Regions from separate parts of the Homo sapiens genome. Here all the other regions are linked to region 3. The links are chromatin contacts, found by Hi-C or POLR2A ChIA-PET in ENCODE. All regions are on one chromosome and are shown on one strand. Each heading gives the region's core, a stretch centred on a gene start or an enhancer-like site at or near the end of the contact. The rest is flanking DNA. Distances are from core to core; before and after follow the strand shown.

Region 1 (5,754 bases), core at 2,874-5,373, 210 kb after region 3:
GCAATTAGGCCAGGCGCAGTGGCTTACGCCTGTAATCCCAGCACTTTGGGAGGCCGAGGAGGATGGATCACTTGAGGTCAGGAGTTCGAGACCAGTTTGGTCAGCATGGTGAGACCCTGTCTCTACTAAAAATACAAAAATTAGCCAGGTGTGATGGGGGCTTCCTGTAGTCCCAGCTACTTGGGAGGCTGAGGCAGGAGAATCACTTGACCCTGGTGGCAGAGGTTGCAATGAGCCAAGATTGCACCACTGCACTCCAGCTTGGGCAACAGAGCAAGACTCCATCTCAGAAAAAAACTAATATGGTCTAACCTAGTACTAATAAGTATTGACTCTAAATAACAATAATAATGATTAATTTTGGAGGATTTGAAAATAAAGTGGAACTAAAATACAAATTGTCTATAACAATTACATGTGAGAGGAGAGGTCTCTTGATTTCTTAGGTCTTTATAGTTTTTGATAGATGGTATGCTTTGTTAAATGAAGTATGTAAGTAAACTTTAGGAATATCAGCAACTAAATAGAAAGAGTATATGCAATTTTTAAAGCAGAAAAGTGTAAAAATGGCAAGGAGAGAGACAAAGGAAAAAACCCTCTATTAAAGTGATATAAGGCAGAAAGAAGAAAAAGGAGCAAAGACAACAATGCTGGATACAAACCAGAAAAATATTGATAGGAATATTCTAATATAGTGATATTCACAGATTGGATTTATCAGTTAAAGAACAGAAACTGAGACTGATTTATATGATATCTAGCTATATGCCATTTATAAGAGGCACAACTGTAATGACACAGAAAGTTTGAGAGTGAAGAAATGAAAAAAGGCATACTTGGAAAAAACAAACTACGACTAACGTGGTAGAGCAATATTAATTTCACACCAAACAGACTTTCAGGCAAAATCTGTATCAGAGATTGTGGAGATAGAATTAATTTACAGCTGGAAAGGAAAACCATCATGTTTATCTCTGGGGATGATTGGCTGTCTGGTTTTTGACTTTTGGTCAAGATAAGGGCAGTGGAATTTGTGATGTGTCGTTTAAGGTCCAAAACTCCTGTAGCGACTCTCAAGGTCAGTTTCTTTACCAATGAATTCCAGCTGGCTTAACTGGTGTGACAAGCTGGTTTGATTGTGGCCAGAAGGACTTAAAGCCCCCCTACTGAAAACTTCTCTTTGAGTTCTTCTGAAACTAAAATTCCTTGCACACATCTTGGTGGTTAAAGTTGGGCCCTGAGGAGCTTGCCTGCAATCACTTTCTCTTGCTACACTGTGTTCTTTGTCTTTAAAAGGCCTACAGGCATATATAGATGCTCCTCAATTTATGATAGGGTTATGTCCCAATAAACCTATTTTAAGTTTAAAATATTCTATGTTGAAAATGCATTTACTATACCTAACCTACCAAACATCATAGCTTAGTCTAGCCTACCTTAAATGTACTCAGAACACTTACTAATGCCTACAGTTGGGCAAAATAATCTAATATGAAGCCTATTTTATAAGAAAGTGTTAAAAATCTCATGTAACATTAAACACTGTATTGAAAGTAAGAAACAGAATACTGTATTGAAAGAAAGAAACTTACTAACACCTACAGTTGGGCAAAATAATCTAATATGAAGCCTTTTTGTAAGAAAGTGTTAAAAATCTCATGTAACTTATTAAATACTGTATTTAAAGTAAGAAACAGTATGGGTACTCAAAGTACAGTTTCTACTGAAAGTGTATCACTTTCACACCATCCATAAAGTAAAAAAAAATATTAAGTTGAACCATTGTAAGTCAGGAGCCATCTGTATTCTGGGAAGTCTGGTGAGTCCTTTCAAATATCCAAACTGGAGCAAACTTTGCAGAGGTAAAAAGGGTCAAAATATAATGAAAAAATAATATTTTACCTGGATGATGTAGCAATTACACAACCTATATGTGCCTAGAAATATAATCTTAACATACATAAGGCAGGCCAGGCGCGGTGGCTCACGCCTGTAATCCCAGCACTTTGGGAGGCCAAGGCGGGTGGATCACGAGGTCAGGAGATCGAGACCATCCTGGCTAACACGGTGAAACGCCATCTGTACTAAAAATACAAAAAAAAAATTAGCCGGGCGTAGTGGCGGGCGCCTGTAGTCCCAGCTACTCGGGAGGCTGAGGCAGGAGAACGGCATGAACCCGGGAGGCGGAGCTTGCAGTGAGCTGAGATTGCGCCACTGCACTCCAGCCTGGGCGACAAAGCGAGATTCTGTCTCAAAAAAAAAAAAAAAAAATACATAAGGCAAAAATATAGAAGAATTACTCAGAGGACAAATCTATAATCACTCCCCCTAGAAACTGTTAAATCAAGTACATTAAAATTAGTTAACATAGTTACATGGCGGAGTTGCATACATGTTCGCCAATAATCTGTTCTCTCTCTTTCTTTCGCGTCTCACTCTGTTGCCCAGGCTGGAGTGTAGTGGCGTGATCTCGGCTCACTGCAACCTCCACTTCCTGGATTCAAGTGATTCTCTTGCCTTAACCTCCCCAAGTAGCTGGGATTACAGGTGCACGCCACCACACCTGACCAATTTTTGTATTTTTAGTAGAGACGGGGTTTCACCATGTTGGCCAGGCTGGTCTCCAACTATTGACCTCAGGTGATCCACCAGCCTTGGCCTCCCAAAGTCCTGAAATTACAGGCGTAAGTAGTGTAGGGTTGTGGCTGGGAAAATTATGTAGTTTTTCTGCTCCTATGTTCACTTCTTGTGACTGTCTCTGCTTCCACAGCCAAGGCATGGGAAGATGGGGGAAAAAAAAAAAGCAACATATATTTCCCCCATGCTTTTGGGACCCAAGTCCTGGCCAGAGAGAAGAGCTCTCTTCCCTTAGAGTTTCAGGTGCTTGCACAGCTGCCACTGCCTCTATGTCTGTTGCTCCAGGGGATTGCCTGGGGGCAGCAATAAGAGAGAACAGAAAAGAACACCCCAAGGGATTTTCTTCACTCTGATCCTTAAAGGCTCCCTTTTCTGCTTTTTGGACCAGAATGAGAGGACTTCTCTTGCAGCTCTTTCTATTTGCACCTACTGTGGAGTTCTGGGTTTTGGGATGCTTTTGAATCTAAGGCCAGAAAATAGCGGGAGAGGAGGACAAAACTCACCAGTGGATTGATCTTACATTGAGTTCTGTTTTGTCTCTCAAACCAGTCTGCTATTATTTACTTTTTAGAGTCCCTAGATAACTGCTCCCTGCCTTCTGTGCAGGGTTTTTAGTTGCTTCATTGAATGAGGCAGGGTGCATCTTACTTCATCTTAACTGCAACCACCCACTGGAATCATTATCTTTTAATTGAAAATCAGTGGTTTTACATTTTGTTCTTCCAGAGTGCATTTAACATGAGCCCAAGGCATCTCTTCTTTCCTTAGCTTTTTCAATCTTCCATCAGGAATAAACATGAGATGATTTTTAAAAATTTACTAACTACACATATTCTTTTTCTTGTATATGGGCACAAGATACTAGAAGGAGAGGAAATCACTACCTCAGTGAACATGCATGTACTTCAAGACCTATTTGGAGTTTTTAAGAAAAGATTTCTTCACTCATTGCACCTAGGCTTTCAAATGGAAAAGAATAGCCTGAAATGCATTAGAGCAGCAAGTTTCTCATGTGAAACTTCATTTCCTGGCAGCCTCTTTCTGAAGAGACCAAGCAACATCCTGTGTTGCTCTGAAAGCATGGGGCAGCCACCCTAGGCTGTCAACCCAGCCAGGCTCCACTTCAAAGACTGACTACAGTGCTAGTTCAGCACTTAGCAATTAACATTGCACAGACGACATGGCTGACCTTTATTTTGAAAGTGTTTTTTACAGTTTCAGAATGTATCTAGAGAAAGAGCTTATAATATATTCTTCAGTTAAAAGCAACAAAGAGAAAACTTGCTTCTCATTTCCAACAGGGAATGACTCTTGTGTATAAAAAATTCAAAATTCAATAAACAACTATAAGGCATTTTTCGTATGTACACAACCACAATAAAAACACTGTCTTGAATTTGGCACAGCATAATTTCTTGAGAACAAAGAGCCATTATTATCACCATCACCACTACCACCACAACAAGGCAGGGGGCCAAGGAAGGGGAAGACAGAGAAAGAGAGACAGAGAGAGAGAGAATGTAATTTAGTTGATTGGGCCTTTTATGGTTTGAGAAATGATCATTAATTGCAGTTTGTTCTTAAAACAGTAGATGGCTCCTTAGACCTGAAATAGTTGAGAATATATATATATATATATATATATATATTTTTTTTTTTTTTTTTTTGAGATGGAGTCTTGCTCAGTTGCCCAGGCTGGAGTGCAGTGGCGCGATCTCGGCTCACTGCAAGCTCTGCCTCCTGGGTTCACGCCATTCTCCTGTCTCAGCCTCCCGAGTCACGCCCACCACCACGCCTGGCTAATTTTTTTTGTATTTTTAGTAAAGACGGGATTTCACCATGTTAGCCAGGATAGTCTCGATCTCCTGACCTCATGATTTGCTCACCTCGGCCTCCCAAAGTGCTGGGATTACAGATGTGAGCCACCGCGCCCGGCCGAGAATGATATTTTTGTAAGGACAGTGTAGAAATATAATTCAAATAGGGAAATCTGGTGCTGGGTCCTTTTACTAGAAAGGGAATCTATTGTACATTATGAGGTCAGGCAGTCAGAAATGTATTATCAGAACTTCCCAGAATTGGTGTTGTTGAGGGTGATTCAATGATAAAGAGTCATAAAATCCAATTTTGTTACCCTTTTGCCGTGGGATCTAGCATAACATTGTTGGTATTCTTGCCATGGTTGCAATTGTCTCTAGGGTCAGGAGATGCTTCAGTAAGCGCAGAACTCACTAGCCGTAACAGATGAAATAGGAAGAATTGCCACTAAATGAGCTCTTTTGAAAGAGTTGGAGTTATTTTCTGTTTTGGGAATGAGAAATAAGAGTATAGAATTTGGCAATATTAGCAAGATGAAACTTCCTCATGACACCATAAATTTATTCTAAATAAAAATGGAGAGGTTGAACAGAGATCTTTGGTTTTAATGCAAATGCCAGAGAATTACTTTGCAACAGAAGCTTGGGAAGCACTAGTTTGTAACCTTTTTGATGAGGGAATCAATATACTTGGAGGTGAAAGATTCATGCACACTTAGAAATAAGCAGCTGGGCCTCTGGAAGAACAGGAATGGGAAGTTGGGTCTACAGTCAAAGCAATAGGAGTGTCCTGCCCTTAATTTGACTCATTTAGCCTTTGCCCATCTGCTTCTATTTTGATAAGAAATATCTCCTTGATCCTCTGCTCTAATTTTTTAAATCTTCCTCCTAACTTCTGCTTACTCATAGTTTTGTTTCCCTCGTAATTTCTGTTTGAACATGGTCTGTCGTGGTTTTCTTGCTCAATTTCTACATTAGATCATCTCACTTCTGCTTCATTTTGTTGACCTCACCTTTCCTTTGTTATTTCCTTGGTTAAAATTCCTGAGGAAGAGAAATTGATGAGCTGATCTCAATTCTTGTCCCAGGACTCCCAGGACACATTGTATTTTGTTGGCAATTTTTGGTTTAACATTCTTTTGGGTCAGGTGTCCTCCCATATATCTGGCAAGGCTGGAAAGGATATAAAGCATGTTTGCATAAGTCCAGCTTCTTCTGCATGGTGAGGGACAGGGTAGAGGACCTAGAACCAGAAATTGGTTTATTTAGAACTATGGTGACCACATGTCCAAGTTTTTCT
Region 2 (6,073 bases), core at 1,337-3,836, 250 kb before region 3:
ATTTGTATATAAGACAGTGAATGCTGATCACACTACTACTGAGAAGTTTGGATCCCCACCTCTAAGAATCTTCAGCTTTTCAATATTGCTTCTCTTCTCTCTTTATTTACAGCCCCAAATACTCTGAACAGGTGTATATTCTTTGTGATTCTTTCTACCTTAAAAACAAAAGAAGACTTTCTGTTTTTGTTTACGAGTATCTAACATCCTTTAGGAGAATACTCCTCCTTTATCTTCTAGGAAATAATATGGAATTCTTGATAGGTTTTTGTACCTAGTTAGAAGGTATTGAGTCCACAAATAGACAAAAAGCATAGAAGTGATACAACTAAAACTAGGACAAATGCCAAGTTAGAGCAGATTTTGTTTTAATTTTGTGAAGAAATGCTTATTGTAGAAATGTAAAATATATAGAAGAGTATGAAGAAGGAAATGAATTTGCTGTCATCCTCAAAACTGGAGATAGCTACTGTCACTTAAAATTTTTTTAATGTACCATGGTCCCTCAGTATCCATGGGGGCTTGGTTTCAGGACCCCCTGCAGATACTAAAATTCGAGGATGTTCGAGTCCCTTTTATAAAATGGTGTAGTATTTTTGTGTAATCTATGCACATCCTTCCATATACAGTCATGTGTTGCGTAATGACAGACCACATAAATGACATCAGATTTTGCTGCCTGTTTTTACTGTACGTTTTCTGTGTTTAGATACACAAATACTTACCATTGTGTTACAGTTGCCTGCATTATTCAGTAGAGTAACATGCTGAGCAGGTTCATAGCCTGGGAACCATAGGCTGTACCATGTAGCCTAGGTGTATAGTAGGCTATACCGTCTAGGTTTCTGTAGCTACACTCAGTGATGTTTGCCCAAGGATGAAATTGCCTAATGACACATTCCTCAGAATGTACCCCAGTTGTTAAGCAATGCATGACTGTATTTTGAATCATTTCTAGATTACTTATAATACCTAATACAGTGTAAATGCAGTGTAGATAGTTGCTATACTGAAATTTGTAGTTTTTTTTATTGTTGTAGTGGTTTTTTGTTTTTGGTTTTTTAGGTTTTATTTGAGACGGTCTCGCTGTCAACTAGACTAGAATGCAGTGGAATGATCACAGCTCATTGCAGCTTTGACCTCCCAACTCAAGGGATCCTCTCACCTCAGCCTCCTGAGTAGCTGGGATTATAGGCACATGCCTCCACACCCAGCTAACTTTGTTTTTTTTTGTAGAGACGGAGTTTCATCATGTTTTTCAGGTTGGTCTTGAACTCGTGGGCTCCAGCAATAGCCTGCCTCGGCCTCCCAAACTGTTGGGATTACAGATGTAATCACCACCACCCCCAGCCTCTACTGTTATTTTTAATGGGATTTTCCCAAAATATTTTCTGTCTGCAGTTTCTTCAATCTGCAGGTACAGAACCCATGGACACAGAGGGCTGACTGTATATATCTTTTGATTAATTTAAATATTTTAATTAATTTAGATGATGCTGAATGTTTAGTTATGTATCCTTGTGTTTGTGTTTCTCATGCAGTTAAATTTTTTCCAAAACATTACTTTCAATATTAATATAATGCTGTATGAGTGTAACGAAGTATTCTCACGTGGCTTCCAATTTTTCTCCTATTACAAACAACTTTTAGGGAAAAATCTGTACATGACTGATTATTTCCTTAGGATTGAGTTACAGAAATTACTGGGTTAAAGGTATGAAAATTATTTTAAGTTTCTACATGAATATTGGTAACTTCTCAATAGGCATTTTAAAATTGTCTTTATTATTCACTATGTATAAAATGCTTGAGTACTGAGAGGACCAGAGCAGGGCATGCCCCTCTGGTTGTCTGGGGCAGTTCTTCCTCCCTTAATGGTGTGACACTAATTCAGACAGATTTGCCCAGGGAACCAGAATTAGGAAGACTTTTTATCATACTTGAAATATTTTATGGAGTAATTGCTAAAGAAGGAGCTTTTGATAATTGTTTAAAGCAACTCAGATACTAATGTATACCAGTGGTCTAAGACTGATTATGACAGTGTTCCAGTTGGAAGGGGAATAACAACTACTCAGACATAGCAAACAAATTAATGCTGACCTAACGTTATTACCTTTTAGTTTGATTTGGTATGTGTTTATTAAGTGTGCTATCTTGTGTATGTGGCTTTTACAGTGCTAGAAAATGTAGTATTTAAAAGTAGAGAAGGGACGTAATGGTCATCTTTATGAACAAGGGATATAAAGGAACCCAGGAATTCACAGATAGTTTTAAATGAGAGTTCATTTTTTATCATTTATATATGTTACTCTCTTTTTGAAGAAAATTAATACGCTGTTTGAAACTTTAGGTTTGCATATACTTGAGTAACTATATACAAAATGTATCCTTTTGTGCAGGTATGAAGATGCTTGATACGCAGTGTAGACGGAAAGCAGAAGCATAGTGGTGCCTTTTATTGTTCTTTCAATTTCACTGATTCTAATTATAGAAGCTTACATCACCTTGGTTGATGATGACGGTTTCTCTCTCCTTCTTGGTTTTTCTTCCTCTATTACTCCCTAAGGGTGGATCATATTTCATAGTGCATGTGTGTCCAGCTGGTGGCTGTGACAGATTTTCAACAAAAATGGGGGTGATCAGTTAGTGGATATATATGACAGTATGCTGAAGCACACTGTTTCTTACAAGAGAATAAAAGAGCGTTGGTACTCTTGCCTCCCCTCCTTCATGAAGGCTGAGGAATAGGTATGCAGTTTGAAAGCAGAAGTCCTAAGGGGCACCAGTAATTAGAGTTAACTGTGTCTGATAACTGCAAAGATGCATTTCAGATGTTCATGTTAAACATGGGGGAAAACGGGTGGAAAAGATTGTTATGATCCTTTGAAAGGGCTTGTATGTTACCTATGATCATTTCAGTCATTTATTCATTTATTTTCCAAAAGACTTAAAGTGTTTTCACTATGTAAATCAGTACAATTTAAGTTTATATTTCAAAAACCAAATATAACTAAAATACAGAAATGAATATCCTCTTTATTTTGTAAAACTACAGAATTTTTCTTTTGTTCTTTAACTTCTTTGGCGTTTGACTTCTCTAAATTATGATTATAATATTTCATTGCAGATTGGGAATAAATTCCATTTAAAAATATAATAAGTAAATAAAATGCCTGGGTTAGTATAAATCCAGTTTTTGTTATCATTAGTTTTGTTTGTTTTTCATAATGCCTAGAATGTTTATCCTCTTATGGCTTACCTTCATCTATGGTAACCTTTCTCTGTCCTTCTTTTCAGTGTTGTCACATATTAACATAAAAGATGTGTTTACAGTTAGTTTAGTAACTATCAGAACCTTATCTTTGGCTTTCTAAACAATATGATTTTAAGTATTTCAGTTTGTATTTTTGTTTATAAATAATATACACAGTTAACATAAATTTTAATAACTACATGGCATTTACACTTTTATAAAAGTATTTTGTCATGATTTGAATCTTTGCAAAGTCAACATACATTGCTCTATTTTATAGTAGTGCAAAAGACCTTTCTAAAGCTAAAGATTTCATTAATAAGGGTTAGCATCATGGCATTTCATATGCAGGGGAAACGTGTTCATAAGTGGCTGTCCTGTAGTGATTCCTAGACAATAGGTAGATCAGGACATTCTCCTTTGCTGCACTTAATTCATTTGAATTGATAAGATAATGAGATGAGATCGTGATAAAATTCTAAAAGTGATGCAAGGGAAAAATAGGTTATTCACCTAGTCATTTATTTTAGTTATTTGATAAATTACTATTCTCTTCAAAGGATGTTTATTTCTTCATTCAGTAGTTAAAAGGTGAAGTCATTATTTCCTCAGAATGCTGGTGGATCCCCGTGTTGAGTATGGAATTTGGCCTGTTTCTTTTCTTAGTATTGTTACACAGGGAGATTTAGCATGATAGGTTCACTATACAGTTCCCTGGAATCGAAGATACTATGAGATGATTGGTAGAAAAGGAAAAGGATGATGTCATCTTCACTTACAAGCCAAACTAAAGGAAAAGAGAATTTTGTTCCTTTACTGAGTTGGTGTTTACTACAGTAGGTCTAACATATGGCACTAGTGGATTGCATTTCTCACACTGGGCAGCAGTTTTTTAAAGCAGCTAAGAGATGGCTGTCTCCCTTGCCCAGCTTGAGGTCCTTCTTTGTGTGTTGATCAGCATGATTTATAAAAAGGGGGAAAGGTGTGCATTAAAATTTTGCTTTTTGATTCGGCTATAATATATTCTGTTGGTACTATACATGAATATAATTACTGTCTGGTGTTGAAATTCTTGGTATTCTTGAATCTTGCTACTGATATTTATGTGTAAAATACTCATCTTTTAGAAATTTTATCTTAAGTGAAAGTTTGTCTTCATGTACATACAAAGTACCTACTATCATTTTTCTGTTTTAAAGAATGATTAACATTAGATTTTAATTAATGTACAATATTAAGTATCAAGTGGAATTCCAACTCACGTATGATTGATTTAAATTAAACTGAAAAAAAAAAAAACACATTGGTGCTTGAAAACCAACCTGTATAAATATTGCATGTTTTATGTTTAGAAAACTAGTCATGCTTGTTTGCATTTGTGAGATTTAATTTTATATTTAAATGCGGGTATTGTGTATTTTGGTATTGTGTCTTTTGGAATTTTGGCAGAAAAACATTCTTAAAAGCTTTATGAAAATCTAAATAATTACATATTTTGAAAGCATAACTTGTCTTTGTTCAAAATTATACTTAGTTTAACTTAAATTCTAGTTTTATAAGTAGCAGTGTAATTCAGATTGGCAGCATAGTGTTGTTCAGAAAGTGACTCAGACTTTTCTCAAAGATATTGAAGAACTTATTTTTTTTGTGCTTAACAACAAGATGTTTCTTCTGCAGTCAGTGGAGTCCTTTGTTAAAAGACCTGTCTCCCAGGTAACATCTCCTCTTATGTTGCACACCCCATTTTCCCCAAAATAAAAGTGTTAGGTAAATAAAGCAAAATAATTATATTGCTTTGATTTGTTCAGTGATTGTTTTTCTCATAATTTTGCCGCCTGGAGGTATAACTAACTATATTTTACTATTGGGAACTGTCTTTCTTTGGCCACTAGGAGCAACCATTGCAAGCTTAGTTGGAGTATCTAATGCCTTGTAGCAGAAGCATGAAGAACAAGGATGGGTACTAGTGGTATTGTGTTTCAGATGGAAGAGGGTGTGGCAAAATTAAAATCTTTTTCTGTAATTTCTATAGAAAAATGGGGCAATTTTTTTTAGTCCACACTCACTCTGGAAGCAGGTTTAATCCTTTTCTTTGATTTCTTCTGAGTGAGTTTTGCTGGCTTCTTGTCTTTTTCTAGGAATTCAGCATTGGGCTACAGGAAAGTACCATGTTGTGTAGATTATTCTTTCTCAAAGAAGTAGGTGCATGCTGCAACTATTGGTGTACATCTGATTTTTTTCCAGCTTCCCTTTGCAAAATGAAATTCTATTGTTTCCATTTAAATTTACTATCTACCTACAAATCTTAGTACTAGTTTGTATATTCTTAATGTTAATTTAGAGTGATCCTGAAGGTTATATCTTTCAGAACAGTTATTTGATAAATAGCAAATTTTGCAAGCAGAAACCCCTTGTTAACAAATACATGTGACATCTGAGAACCTAGGCTGCCTTGTTTATTTGGAATGCAATGGTATCTTATCAGAGCTTATAATTTTACCTTGGGAGGACAATACTGTATTACATTTGAATAATAATAGGAAATATGGCTTCCCAAATATAGCTGTGTATCAATGTACAGAATTAAAAATCAAAATGGATTTTTAAAACTGTGAAGTAGAAAGGGTGCTCAAGCCAATTTTTTTCTTAAAGAATTTAGCTTGCTGACGTGTCTCATGGAAAGGAGGATGGGGTGTGTGTGTGTGTGTGTGTGTGTGTGTGTGTGTGTGTGTGTGTATGTTTTCAATAAATTGCTCTTGGGGCTACATCTGCAGATACAGTAGCCAATTGATCTAATGCAGTTTCTGGAGGCTTTCT
Region 3 (5,903 bases), core at 790-3,289:
GATCACCTGAGGTCGGGAGTTCAAGACCAGCCTGAACAACATGGAGAAACCTCGTCTCCATTAAAAATACAAAATTAGCCAGGCATGGTGGCACAGGCCTGCAATCCCAGTTACTTGGGAGGCTGAGGCAGGAGAATCACTTGAACCCAGGAGGCAGAGGTTGCAGTGGGCCGAGATCACACCACTGCACTCCAGCCTGGATAACAAGAGCGAAACTCCATCTCAAAAAAAAAAAAGAGAATGATGTACTGATACATGCTATATGAATAAATCTTGAAACATTATGCTAAATGAAAAAAGCCAGACACAAAAGGTCACATATCGCATGATTCCACTTACATTAAATGTCCAAAGAGGCAAATCTAGAAAGAGAAAATATGTAAACGGCTATCAGAGGATGTGGGGAGGGAAGAACAGAAATGACTACTCATTTTGTTTTGGGGTGATGAAAATATAAAATTAGTAGCAACGGTTGTACAACACTGACTTATGTAAAAAAGGTGATTTTGGCCAGGCGCAGTGGCTCATGCCTGTAATCCCAGCACTTTGGGAGGCCAAGGCGGGCAGATCACCTGAGGTCAGGAGTTCGAGACCAGCCTGAACAACATGGAGAAACCCCATCTCTACTAAAAATACAAAATTAGCCAGGCATGGTGGCACATGCCTGTAATCCCATCTACTCGGGAGGCTGAGGCAGGAGAATCGCTTGAACCCGGGAGGTGGAGGCTGCGGTGAGCCGAGACTGCACCACTGCACTCCAGCCTGGGCAACAAGAGTGAACCTCCATCTTAAAAAAAAAAAAAAAGGGCCAGGTGCAGTGGCTCACACTTGTAATCCCAGGACTTTGGGAGGCCAAGGCAGGCGCATCACGAGGTCAGGAGATCAAGACCATCCTGGCTAATATGGTGAAACCCCGTCTCTACTAAAAATACAAAAACATTAGCCAGGCATGGTGGCGGGCACCTGTAGTCCCAGCTACTCGGGAGGCTGAGGCAGGAGAATGGCATGAACCCGGGAGGCGGAGCTTGCAGTGAGCCGAGATCGCGCCACTGCACTCCAGCCTAGGTGACAGAGCAAGATTCCATCTCAATAATAATAATTTTAAAAAGGTGATTTTTTATGTGAATTATCTCAATTAGGGTGTCATTAAGGAAGGAAAATAACCTCCTCTCCCCCCAAAGAAGAAAAAAAAAGGTTACTTCCTTAGAATAATCTCTCAGAAGTGGAAATACACACAAATATGCCAAAGCGCTTTTGAAACAGGTTCCAGATTTATACTACCTCCAACAACATATTTAGTACCTGTGTCATCACTGTACTCAGGTCTGAACAAGCACCATTCCTTAAACCTTAAATCTGATAAGAGAAACTTGCTATTGTTTATTACTTTAAAAATGAACACTTTCTCCCCATATCTTAATCATAAACTTTTCAAATGGTCAGTTCTTAGCCTTTAAAAGTGACTTCTCTATGTATATAACACAAATGTTTCGATTTCTCAGGAAATGTAGAAATGGACTTTCTTACAATTTTGGTCAGCAATAATTAACTCATCCTAACTCAGTTCTATTTCAGCTTTTAACCTTAAAACTTTCCTTTAAGTCACATATTTTTAAAACAGTCCGAAAAACTACTCTCCTCCTTAGACAGGGAAATTAAAATTTCCCTGAAAGATCACTACCTGGGTTATACATGTTTCTAGTTTCCTGATGGCACTTAACTTTCAAGTGAAATGTCCAAGTGGCTCCCAAGACATTTTAAAACGATATGGTATTGTTGAAAGGAAATTAAACATTTATTAACATCTTATTCTACAAGCCAAATGCTTTATGTGCATTACTTCATTTAATCCTAACAAATGTATTACTCTCACTTAACTGAAAAGGAAAATGAAAATCACCAACGGTAAGAACTTGCCACGCAGCAAATATGCAGCAAAGTTAGAGATCAAATCGAGGTGTGTCTAAATTTCAAAGTCCATATTCTTTCTGCCACTTTACAATGCTTTCCAAGCTAAATGACTATGGAAAATCAGGCAAGACTTTGAATACTTGTTCTGCCACTTACTGTGTGACTAATTTCTAAACTTCTTCAGAGTAGAGTTTACAAAAACAAGGTCACTGTTCACAAAATAAATCTTAAAAGAGGAGGCTAAAAATTCACTGTGAGATGAAACTTTCTTTAAATACTATTTTTTCAACAGCAAAATGTATGGAATAATTCTAAACACTTTTCTAGAATTTGTTTCAAGATTCACTTTACCTTCCAACAGAGGCACTTGCATATCCACTCACAAACATGTAATGTAGATAAAAAACACTTCTTTAGGGGCTGTCAAGTCTCTTCTGTAGACCACAAATGCATCATTTCTCAGTAGAAAAGGCCACATCAACTACATTGCTCTTTACTCTTCTTTACCACATGAGAAATGTTTTCAGCAACATATACACCATTCAGGAAGTAGCACAAGGGGGTAAGAGAAAAAGCTACTGAAGAGAAAAAGACTGGAGGAGCTTGTGAGCAAGCAGTGATACAACACAGAAAGGACGAGGTTAAGAACAATAAAAATGAAGGCAAGACATCAGCGGTCTACTCTACCCCAGGTAATGGATATCACTGTGATCAAGGAAAAATCCTTAAAGGATCTTTGATTTGCTTTTACAATTGCTATTTAACGACCCAAACAACCACTTGACAAATTTGGAACTGGTGATTTCCAAAGAATGCAATATACCAATATATATGAGCAATTCTTCCACAAGGATTTTTCACATTCATAAAACAAAAATCAAAGGAAACATTAACATAAGAATTCTTACATGCTAAAATTTTTCCAAGAACTATTTCACTCCTCATTCTCACACATAAAAAGGGTAGCAATATCTAATAAAATTGTCATACTACAGATAGATGAAGGCCTTCAATAAAACACAGTTTTCTTCCAAAATTATTTTACTATTAAAGGATCAGTCGGACTTGGACAGACTAAAAAATATAAACTTATCTACAGGCTCATATTTTACCCTAGGGCTATTATTAAAATAATTCTGCTGTACATAGAATCCTGAATGGTTTTCATCAGCTAGTATAAAACAATCAGGCTATTGTGCAATGGTAAGAGGGCTCTTAAGAAAAAAATTACTGCTGAAAGTAATTCTTTTCTCCAGTTGACTTACCACATTCTACTCTCTATAAACACCATTGTTTTTAATCACAACTTTACCTACAGCTTTATCCTCGTCAAACAGAATTTTCACTTTCCAATATGACCCTTTCAAACTGAAGTAATAAAAAGTAATACTTTTATGATAATATTCGTTAAAGTGAAATGTCAGAGTCTATGTAAGATTTTGTGAAAAAACATATATTCATATTGAGGTATCTGGAAGGATGTTCATCAAAACATGACCACTGACTAGTTATTATATTTTAGGGTGGTAGGATTAAAACTTTTTCCTTAGCTTGTATATACTTTCTGATGTTCTACATTAAATACAGTTTGTGTGTGTGCATAAAAGAGAATAATTTCAGTTAAAGGGTAAGAAATGTAGACCCCATATTTTAATTCAGTAGCACCAGTTCAAATCCAGTTATTCAGAATTAACAAAGCAACTGTTGCTCAAAAAATGCCAATAAACTCCCGAGCCAACTAAGTTCAATTTTTCTTTGAGACAGGGTCTTGCTCTGTCATCCAGGCTGGAGTGCAGTGGTGTGAGCTCAGCTCACTGAAGCCTTGACATCCTAGGCTCAAGCAACCTCCCACCTCAGCCCCCAAGGAGCTGGGGTCATAAACACACTCATGCCCAGCTAATTTTTGTATTTTTTATAGAGATAGGGTTTCACCCTGTTGCCTGGGCTGATCTCGAACTCCTGTACTCAAGCAATCGCCCACCTCAGCCTCCCAAAGTGCCGGGATTACAAGCGTGAGCCAACCACTGTGCCCAGTCTCAGAGTTCAATTTTTAAACAATAATTTTTCTCCAGTCAGAAAATGCTGCCTGTAACTTTGTGTCTCTTTAAAGAACTGGGGGAGAAGGTAGAGGGAGAGTGTGGAAAACGGACTGGAATGTCCAGGTGACCACAGGAAAGGTAACAGGAAAAAACTTGAGAAAACAAGACAACACCATTTCATTGATTTGTAAAAGAAATCACAGAGTAGAAGAAAGTAAATTATCAGAGAAAGTAAGCAAGCACTTAAAGGGTAATAAGTAAAAGCAGAAAAAAAAGTTAAAAAAAATTGAACTCAGGAGTATTTATGTAAATTATTCTGAAAGGGGGGGGGGGAGGGCTGAGAAAATGCTATATAACAAACTGAATCAGTTCTGCTTTCTTGACCAGAAAAGTAACGCCTTTCAATAATCTTATTTAGCATAAGCAGTAAAACCAAGAACACTCTGTCAGAGGATCTGAAGATCTTTTGTGCCTGCTTTGGAATGAACTATTAGATACACAGTTAAACAATATACAAACATATAAATAGCACATTTTATGCAATAAATGAATCTAGAAGTAATCATCAGATGTAAAGAGAACATAACTTTGAAAAAGAAGGTAAAAGCACTGATATAACTCCACTGACCACCATAAAGAAATTTCTTTAAACCAAAATAAGTAATTCTACTAGACTAAACCATAAGAAATTGCCAATATTCACCAGGTGTGGTGGCTTACGCCTGTAATCCCAGAGCTTTGGGAGATCGAGGCATGCGCATCACTTGAGGTTGGGAGTTCAAGACCAGTCTGGCCAACATGATGAAACCCTGTTTCTACTAAAAATACAAAAATTAGTCGGGCGTGGTGGTGCACACCTGTAGTCTCACCTACTCGGGAGGCTGAGGCAGGAGAATCACTTGAACCTAGGAGGCAGAGGTTGCAGTGAGCCAAGACCAAGCCACTGCACTCTAGCCTGGGCAACAAACAGACTCTGTCTTTAAAAAAAAAAAAGAAGGGAGGGGAGAAGAGAGGAGAGGGGAGAGGAGAGGGGAGGGGAGGGGGAGGGGAGGGGAGGGGGGAGGGGAGGGGAGAGGAAAGGAAAGGAACTGCCAATATTCAAGCATTTTTTTTGTCTATAAAAACAACAATTTCATATGGTCCCACTGCCAGTGGTCTGCTGATAAATATTTGACCACCTCTTTGAGAAAAGGGCCCCTGATTTGTAGCTTCTGCAGTCTGCCATGCTGTAAATGTCCCACCATGGCCAGTTTCAAGCTACTAACATGATGTCACACATGGAGCTGGAGAGAGAGGCACAATCAGCTAACCAGTTCCAGCACAACACTGGCTCCACTTAACTACTCTGATCTAAGAATCATCACAACAGTTCCTAAATTTTCTCATCCTTTTCTAAAACAGGCTTTTATCGGAATAATCCAGTTTCTTTTCTAGGTTAGGAGAAATAGGCTTTTGACATTTTAAATTATTAATACACTAAAATCACTCACAAGGAAGAATAGGCCAGGCGCAGTGGCACACATCTGTAATCCCAGCACTTTGGGAGGCCCAGGCGGGATCTCCCAAATGTGGATCACATTCTCAACTAGCCTAGCCAACAAGGAGAAACCCCATCTCTACTAAAAATAAAAAATTGGCTAGCGTGGTGGCACACACCTGGAATCCCAGCTACTTGGGTGGCTGAGGCACAAGAATTGATAGGACCAAAGGCTGCAGTGAGTCCTGATCATGCCACTGAACTCCAGCCTGGGAGACAGAGCAAGACTCCATTTCAAAAAAAAAGTGGGGGGAATAGATGAAATTGGTACCTGGCTTTATCCTCTCAACACTTTTTTTTACTGAACACCTTTTGGTGCCAGTATTGTTTCGGGCATTGTAGACAGCAAGGAATAAGACAAAGGAAGTCCCTACTGTCATAAAAATTAATTTTAAAAAACACATAATTTCAAGGAC
Region 4 (5,569 bases), core at 2,346-4,845, 210 kb before region 3:
GGTCAAGAGTTCGAGACCAGCCTGACCAACATGGTGAAACCCCGTCTCTACTAAAAATACAAAAATTAGCTGGGCATAGTGGTGCATGCCTGTAATTGCAGCTACTCAGGAGGCTGAGGCAGGAGAATTGCTTGAACCCAGGAGGCGGAAGTTGCAGTGAGCTGAGATCGCGCAGCGGCACTCCAGCCTGGGCGACAGAGCCAGACTCCGTCTCAAAAATAAATAAATAAAAATAAAGTACCTTTTAATAAATAAAGTACCTTTTTATTTTTAATAGATTCTTAGATAAAGAACATTGTTAGTATTAATGTATGTTTACCACACAGTTATTCTAAACAATGAAATTGTTTGGATGACTGCAACAAATTGAAGGTTGGGTGTTATGGATAACAGTTTTTATATCAGGCTTAACATCTTGTTTGTTTCTGTATTTGTTCTTGTACCAACCTTTGAAAAAGCTACAAAGGGTAATAAACATTGGTTCAGAAGCTCAAAGAAGAGCAGTATGGAAATTTTTGTTTATATTCTTTTTTTTTTTTTTTTTTTTTTGAGACAAAGTCTCGCTCTTGTCGCCCCAGCTGGAGTGCAGTGGCATGATCTCCGCTCTCTGCAACCTCCACCTCCCGGGTTCAAGCAATTCTGCTGCCTCACCCTCCTGAGTAGCTGGGATTATAGGCGCCGGCCACCACACCCAGCCAATTTTTGTATTTTTAGTAGAGACGGGGTTTCACCATGTTGGCCAGGCTGGTCTTGAACTGTGGACCTCAGGTGTTCTGCTCTCCTTGGCCTCCCAAAGTGCTGGGATTACAGGCATGAGCCACACCACGCCCAGCCTGTTTATATTCTTTTATAAAGTTGGAAACAAGCATTTAAAACTCTGAATTAATTTCAAAACTGTCTGTAGAACTTCTGGTTCCTCTCAATATGGTGACCTAGCATGGAGAGGAAACTGTATGAGAGGAACTGTAGAAAAGGAAATATTTATTCTGGGAAGTAACAATAATGAAACAGGCTCTCTTGAACTGGTGTGTTCTTCCTACAGCCTGGTCAGAAAAGATTTTTGAGGTGGATTAAATTTGGAGAAAAGCTTTCTTTTTTCTTTCTTCCCTTTCATTCCTTTCTTTTTCTTTCTTTCTTTAGTTTAACTTTCACCTCTTTTGTTGCCTTGAGACAATAAATACATGCCCTGGTTGTAGGAGAAGTGGCAGTAACAGCCCACACCAGGGCTAAGTTAGTGAAGTTCAAAGGTCCTGCTATGATGAAATGCCAGTGAAAACAGCTTCAGCTGAGTGAGTGCTGTTGGCTATTTATTTCTCTGCCTTTTCTGTCTCTCAACCTCTGGGTGCTGGTGGATTACAATTAAGTTTGCATTCCAATTCTCCCAGCGCTAAGGATTTAAAGGCGAAACTGTACTTTGACGATTTGTCTAATGGAGTAGCTACAAAGCGGAGTAATCAACAATAGTTCTTTGGTTCTTGGGTCATTTGTTTATTTTCTAATCCTTCCTATCCTTGGATTTTTAGGCAACACCTGAGCGTCTCATAATGCATTTAATAGAAGAACATTCCATCGTGGATCCAACTTATATAGAAGATTTTCTATTAACTTACAGGACATTTCTTGAAAGTCCTTTGGATGTTGGGATCAAACTATTGGAATGGTTTAAGATCGACAGCTTAAGAGATAAGGTTGGTTTTATAAGGGGCATGAAAGTGATTTTAACCCAAAATTTTATTCATGAAACTTTTATAGTTGATAGATTACCTGTTTATTATGATAATAAGATTCAGTACACCTAAAAAAATTAATGAACCTGAACCATCAGTATAAACATTCTCTGCTTACTTTTATGACAGAATAGCATGCTAAAAGTGGACGAGAGCCTTAAAAGGCAAAAACTGAAATAAAGCTCTGGTATAGCTATAGGTTCAGGAAACATAATAGTTACATGAGAGTATTTTAGAATTTTACTGAAATACTTGATTGTTTCTGGAGATCAATAAAACATTTTAAAACGGATTTAATATTTTAGAAAGAATATTCATCAAATACATTTTTTTAAGAGGGCAGATTGCTTTTAAGCTTCAAAATGGGAATATTTTTATTTTCTTGAGTTACAGACTTCACAATCATTTGAAAACAATTTATCAAACCTTAATATGTCTCTCCTGTGACTTATTTAAATCTACCTTTTGAGTATTTTTTTGTATTAAATGTTGTTCACTATTTTAAATAAATTAGCTTATTTCATGGGATATGTTTGCACATTTAATGGAAAGACTAGTAATACTTCCACAAATTGGTAAGAAATAAGTTGTTTCAAGAAAATAAAAGTAGGATCATAATTGTCTGGTGTGTCTTTTTGAGTTATATTTTAAAGGAAATAAACTAGTTGCAGGTAAACTGCAGAATTCTTTTATTTAGGAGACTAACATCTAAAACTACAGGCTTGCACACCTCTCACCCTTTTTCTTAGAATTAAATATATTTACCTTGGTTGCCAAGAAAATAAAGGCATGCTTTGGAAATGAACAAGAATATGATTTAGTGATAATTATCCATATGCAAAAGAATGAAAATGGATTACCACCTTATACTATAAACAAAAATGTACCCAAAATGGGTCAGAGACAGAAGAGCTAAAACTATAATGCCTTAAAGATAGGGGTAGATTATCATGGCCTTGGATTTGGCGTTGGTTTCTCAAATATGAAAATATGATACCCAAGCACAAGCAACAAAAGAAAAAAGAGATAATTGGACCTCATCAAAATTAAAATTATTTTTGCATCAAAGGACACTGTCCAGAAAGTTAAGACAATGCACAGAATAAGAGAAAATTATATATCTGATAAAGGTTTAATATCCAAAATACATAAAGAACTTTTACAACTCAACAACGAAAAGACAGCACAGTTTAAACATGGACCAAGGACTTGTATAGACATTTCTCCAAAGAAGATATGTAAATGGCCAACAGGCACATGACAAAGATGTTCAGCATCATTAATCATAGAGATATGCAGTCATAACCTCAATGAGATACCACTTTACACCCACTAGGATGGCTTTTAAAAAGGGGGAAAAAAGAAAAAGTAACAAACATTGCCAACGGTATGGAGACATTGAACCCTCCTCCCCACCCCCACCCTACACACATTGATGGTGGGAATGTAAAATGGTATTACCTCTGTGGAAAAAACAGTTTGAGCAGTTCTTCAAAAAGTTAAACATAGGGTTACCATATAGCCCAGCAATTCTAATCCTAGGTAAATACCCAGAGAATTAAAAACAGGTGTGCAAACGAAAACTTGACGTAAATATTCGTAGCAGCACTATTGACAATAGCCAAAAGGAAGAAATGACCCAAATGCCCATCATGGATAAACAAAATGTGGTATAGCCGTACAATAAAATATTATTCAGCCATAAGAAGAAAAGAAGTACTAATACTTACTACACCATGATGAACCTTGAAAACATTAAGCTAAGTAAAAGAAGCCAATCACAAAAGGCTAGGTATTGTATGATTCTATTTATGTGGAATAGCCAGAACAGACAAATAGACAGAAAAGCAGACTAGTGGCCGCCAGGGGCTGGAGAGAGGGCAGAATGGGAAGTGAAAGCTTAATGAGTTTGAGGTTTACTTTTGGAGTGATGAAAATGTTCCAGAACTCAGAACTAGACAGTGGTGATGGTTACACAGTATTGTTAAGGTACTAAATTATGAACTTTAAAATCATTAAAATGATGAATTTTATGTGGATTCTACCACGATTTAAAAAAAATGACTCATTTCTTACATTGTTAGGCATGTTATTCAAATCAGCTTACATTCGTTAATTTTTAACTTTTCTGAAGCAAAGTAAACGATTCTGCAGTTTGAAAATTTACAGTGTTTATAATGAAAGAAGTTTCAGATTTGTAAGGGTTTTTGTTTTGTTTTTTAATTTTTATAGAGACAGGGTTTTGCTATGCCCAGGCTGGTCTCAAACTCCTGGACTCAAGGGATCCTCCTTGCTTCAGCCACCTGAGTTGCTGGCATTGCAGGTGTGAGCCACTGCACCAGACTCAGATTTGTTTTTGTTACCGTTTTGGTTAAACATGTTCTTGACCATGGAAACGCTTTCGGTATGGATTTTTGATTGATAGGATTGCCTGCTTTATGACATGAAGTTTGCATTTTAAGGTGCTACCTGAAATAGACATTCTGTGTACTTCTTTTATCTTAACAAACAGGCTTGTGTCTTCTCACTGAGTGGACAGTGTCCTGGCTCTGTTACTTCTGTGCACAGGGAAGCAAAAGCTCAAATTAAACCATGCCTTTCTGTTAGAATGAGCCTTTTTTACACAAGGGAGGGAACAAGAGGGTTGTCAGTTCTTCATGAGTTTTAGACATGCTTTTGGAATCCACTTGTGCAGAAGGAATGCCTCTTATAACCATATGCTGCCTCTTTTATGTTTCCACAGGTGACACGGATTGTATTATTATGGGTAAATAATCATTTTAATGATTTTGAAGGTGACCCTGCTATGACTCGATTTCTAGAGGAATTTGAAAAAAATCTGGAAGATACAGTAAGGCTCAAAATAATTTCTATTCTTCAGAGTGTAGTGGTCCCCCCTCAACACTAGCAAACTCAGAACAGCAATAGCTTTCATTCTTTCCTGTGTCTTAAATGTCCATTCTTAGAACTTCCGAATCTGTATTCTAGACTTTTGTTCATTTATTCTCTGCCACCTCAATTAAAACAACATTTACACTCCTTCCTGACTCTTCCATTTATTTTTTATTTATATTTATTTATTTATTTATTGTATTTATTTGTTTTTTTTTTGAGACGGAGTCTCGCTGTCGCCCAGGCTGGAGTGCAGTGGTGCAATCTTGGCTCACTGCGACCTCCGCTTTCCAGGTTCAAGCAATTCTCTCCTACCTCAACCTCCTGAGTAGATGGGACTTCAGACGCGCACCACCACGCCCAGCTAGGTTTTGTATTTTTAGCAGAGACAGGGTTTCACCAGATTGCCCAGGCTGGTCTCAAACTCCTGACCTCGTGATCCGCCCGCCTCGGCCTTCCAGAGTGCTGAGATTACAGGCGTCTGAGCCACGGCGCCTGGCCCAAATCTTCCATTTCTGTATTGACATTCTTATCTCTTAGTTACTCAGGCTTATAAACCTGGTGTTATATGTGTACCCTCAGTCTCTTTTTCTTGAATTCCCTGGCCAGGATTTCCAGTCAGTTGCTAAAGTCACCTAGGTCACTGATTTAGTCATACACATGTATGTTCACATATTTTCTTATGGTCTCTCTCAGCCATTTCTTTTTTACTCCCTAGTTTAGGACTTAATATATCTGATCTATTATAATCTGCTCACTGACCCTAGTTCTAGTTTCTCTTCTAGTTCATTCTGTGTGGCCAAAAGATTGCTTTTAAAACACACATGTGATGACTATTATTTTCTTTGTCAGTAATCTATACTTCCTACCAAAGCAGTTCCTCACCCATATATTCAGGTCCCTTGCCTACCTTTTTGCCCTTTTTCCTGTGTACCCTAGATTATAGCCAA

What was found. Hi-C counts contacts between places; a loop is a spot of excess contacts on that map. ChIA-PET counts read pairs that join two places held with the same protein, here RNA polymerase II (POLR2A). Pooled maps may share reads with other maps.
Region 1: a map with no recorded cell type shows a loop between it and region 3 (6-fold over the local background). The contact joins two enhancer-like sites. A Hi-C loop is called at or near these places in 1 of 37 single-sample maps with no recorded cell type and 6 of 50 pooled maps. POLR2A ChIA-PET finds 5 or more read pairs at or near these places in 1 of 52 experiments (activated CD4-positive, alpha-beta T cell).
Region 2: a pooled map shows a loop between it and region 3 (3-fold over the local background). The contact joins two enhancer-like sites. A Hi-C loop is called at or near these places in 8 of 50 pooled maps. POLR2A ChIA-PET finds 5 or more read pairs at or near these places in 7 of 52 experiments (CD4-positive, alpha-beta memory T cell, HepG2, OCI-LY7 and 4 more).
Region 4: a map with no recorded cell type shows a loop between it and region 3 (2.7-fold over the local background). The contact joins two enhancer-like sites. A Hi-C loop is called at or near these places in 5 of 37 single-sample maps with no recorded cell type and 2 of 50 pooled maps. POLR2A ChIA-PET finds 5 or more read pairs at or near these places in 1 of 52 experiments (activated CD4-positive, alpha-beta T cell).

Annotation. Positions count from the first base shown.
Region 1 is chr5:131,067,445-131,073,198 of GRCh38, reverse strand. It overlaps LOC105379172 (a long non-coding RNA gene), which reads right to left. Exons shown (of 5, transcript XR_007058928.1): 5 at 4,649-4,938. Among named protein-coding and RNA genes, the nearest start is that of HINT1, 95 kb to the left of the region's middle. Within about 2 kb of position 4,123, at least 6 of the 41 ENCODE cell types and tissues checked have a DNase peak (open chromatin) inside an H3K27ac peak, as active enhancers do.
Region 2 is chr5:131,533,089-131,539,161 of GRCh38, reverse strand. The region is part of intron 6 of RAPGEF6 (Rap guanine nucleotide exchange factor 6); the gene reads left to right. Among named protein-coding and RNA genes, the nearest start is that of RAPGEF6, 99 kb to the left of the region's middle. RefSeq lists an enhancer at 2,387-2,616 and a silencer at 2,372-2,666. Within about 2 kb of position 2,586, at least 6 of the 41 ENCODE cell types and tissues checked have a DNase peak (open chromatin) inside an H3K27ac peak, as active enhancers do.
Region 3 is chr5:131,277,832-131,283,734 of GRCh38, reverse strand. The region is part of intron 1 of CDC42SE2 (CDC42 small effector 2); the gene reads right to left. Among named protein-coding and RNA genes, the nearest start is that of CDC42SE2, 17 kb to the right of the region's middle. Within about 2 kb of position 2,039, at least 6 of the 41 ENCODE cell types and tissues checked have a DNase peak (open chromatin) inside an H3K27ac peak, as active enhancers do.
Region 4 is chr5:131,494,562-131,500,130 of GRCh38, reverse strand. RAPGEF6 (Rap guanine nucleotide exchange factor 6) reads left to right here. Exons shown (of 28, transcript NM_016340.6): 12 at 1,524-1,688; 13 at 4,471-4,578. Among named protein-coding and RNA genes, the nearest start is that of RAPGEF6, 140 kb to the left of the region's middle. Within about 2 kb of position 3,595, at least 2 of the 41 ENCODE cell types and tissues checked have a DNase peak (open chromatin) inside an H3K27ac peak, as active enhancers do.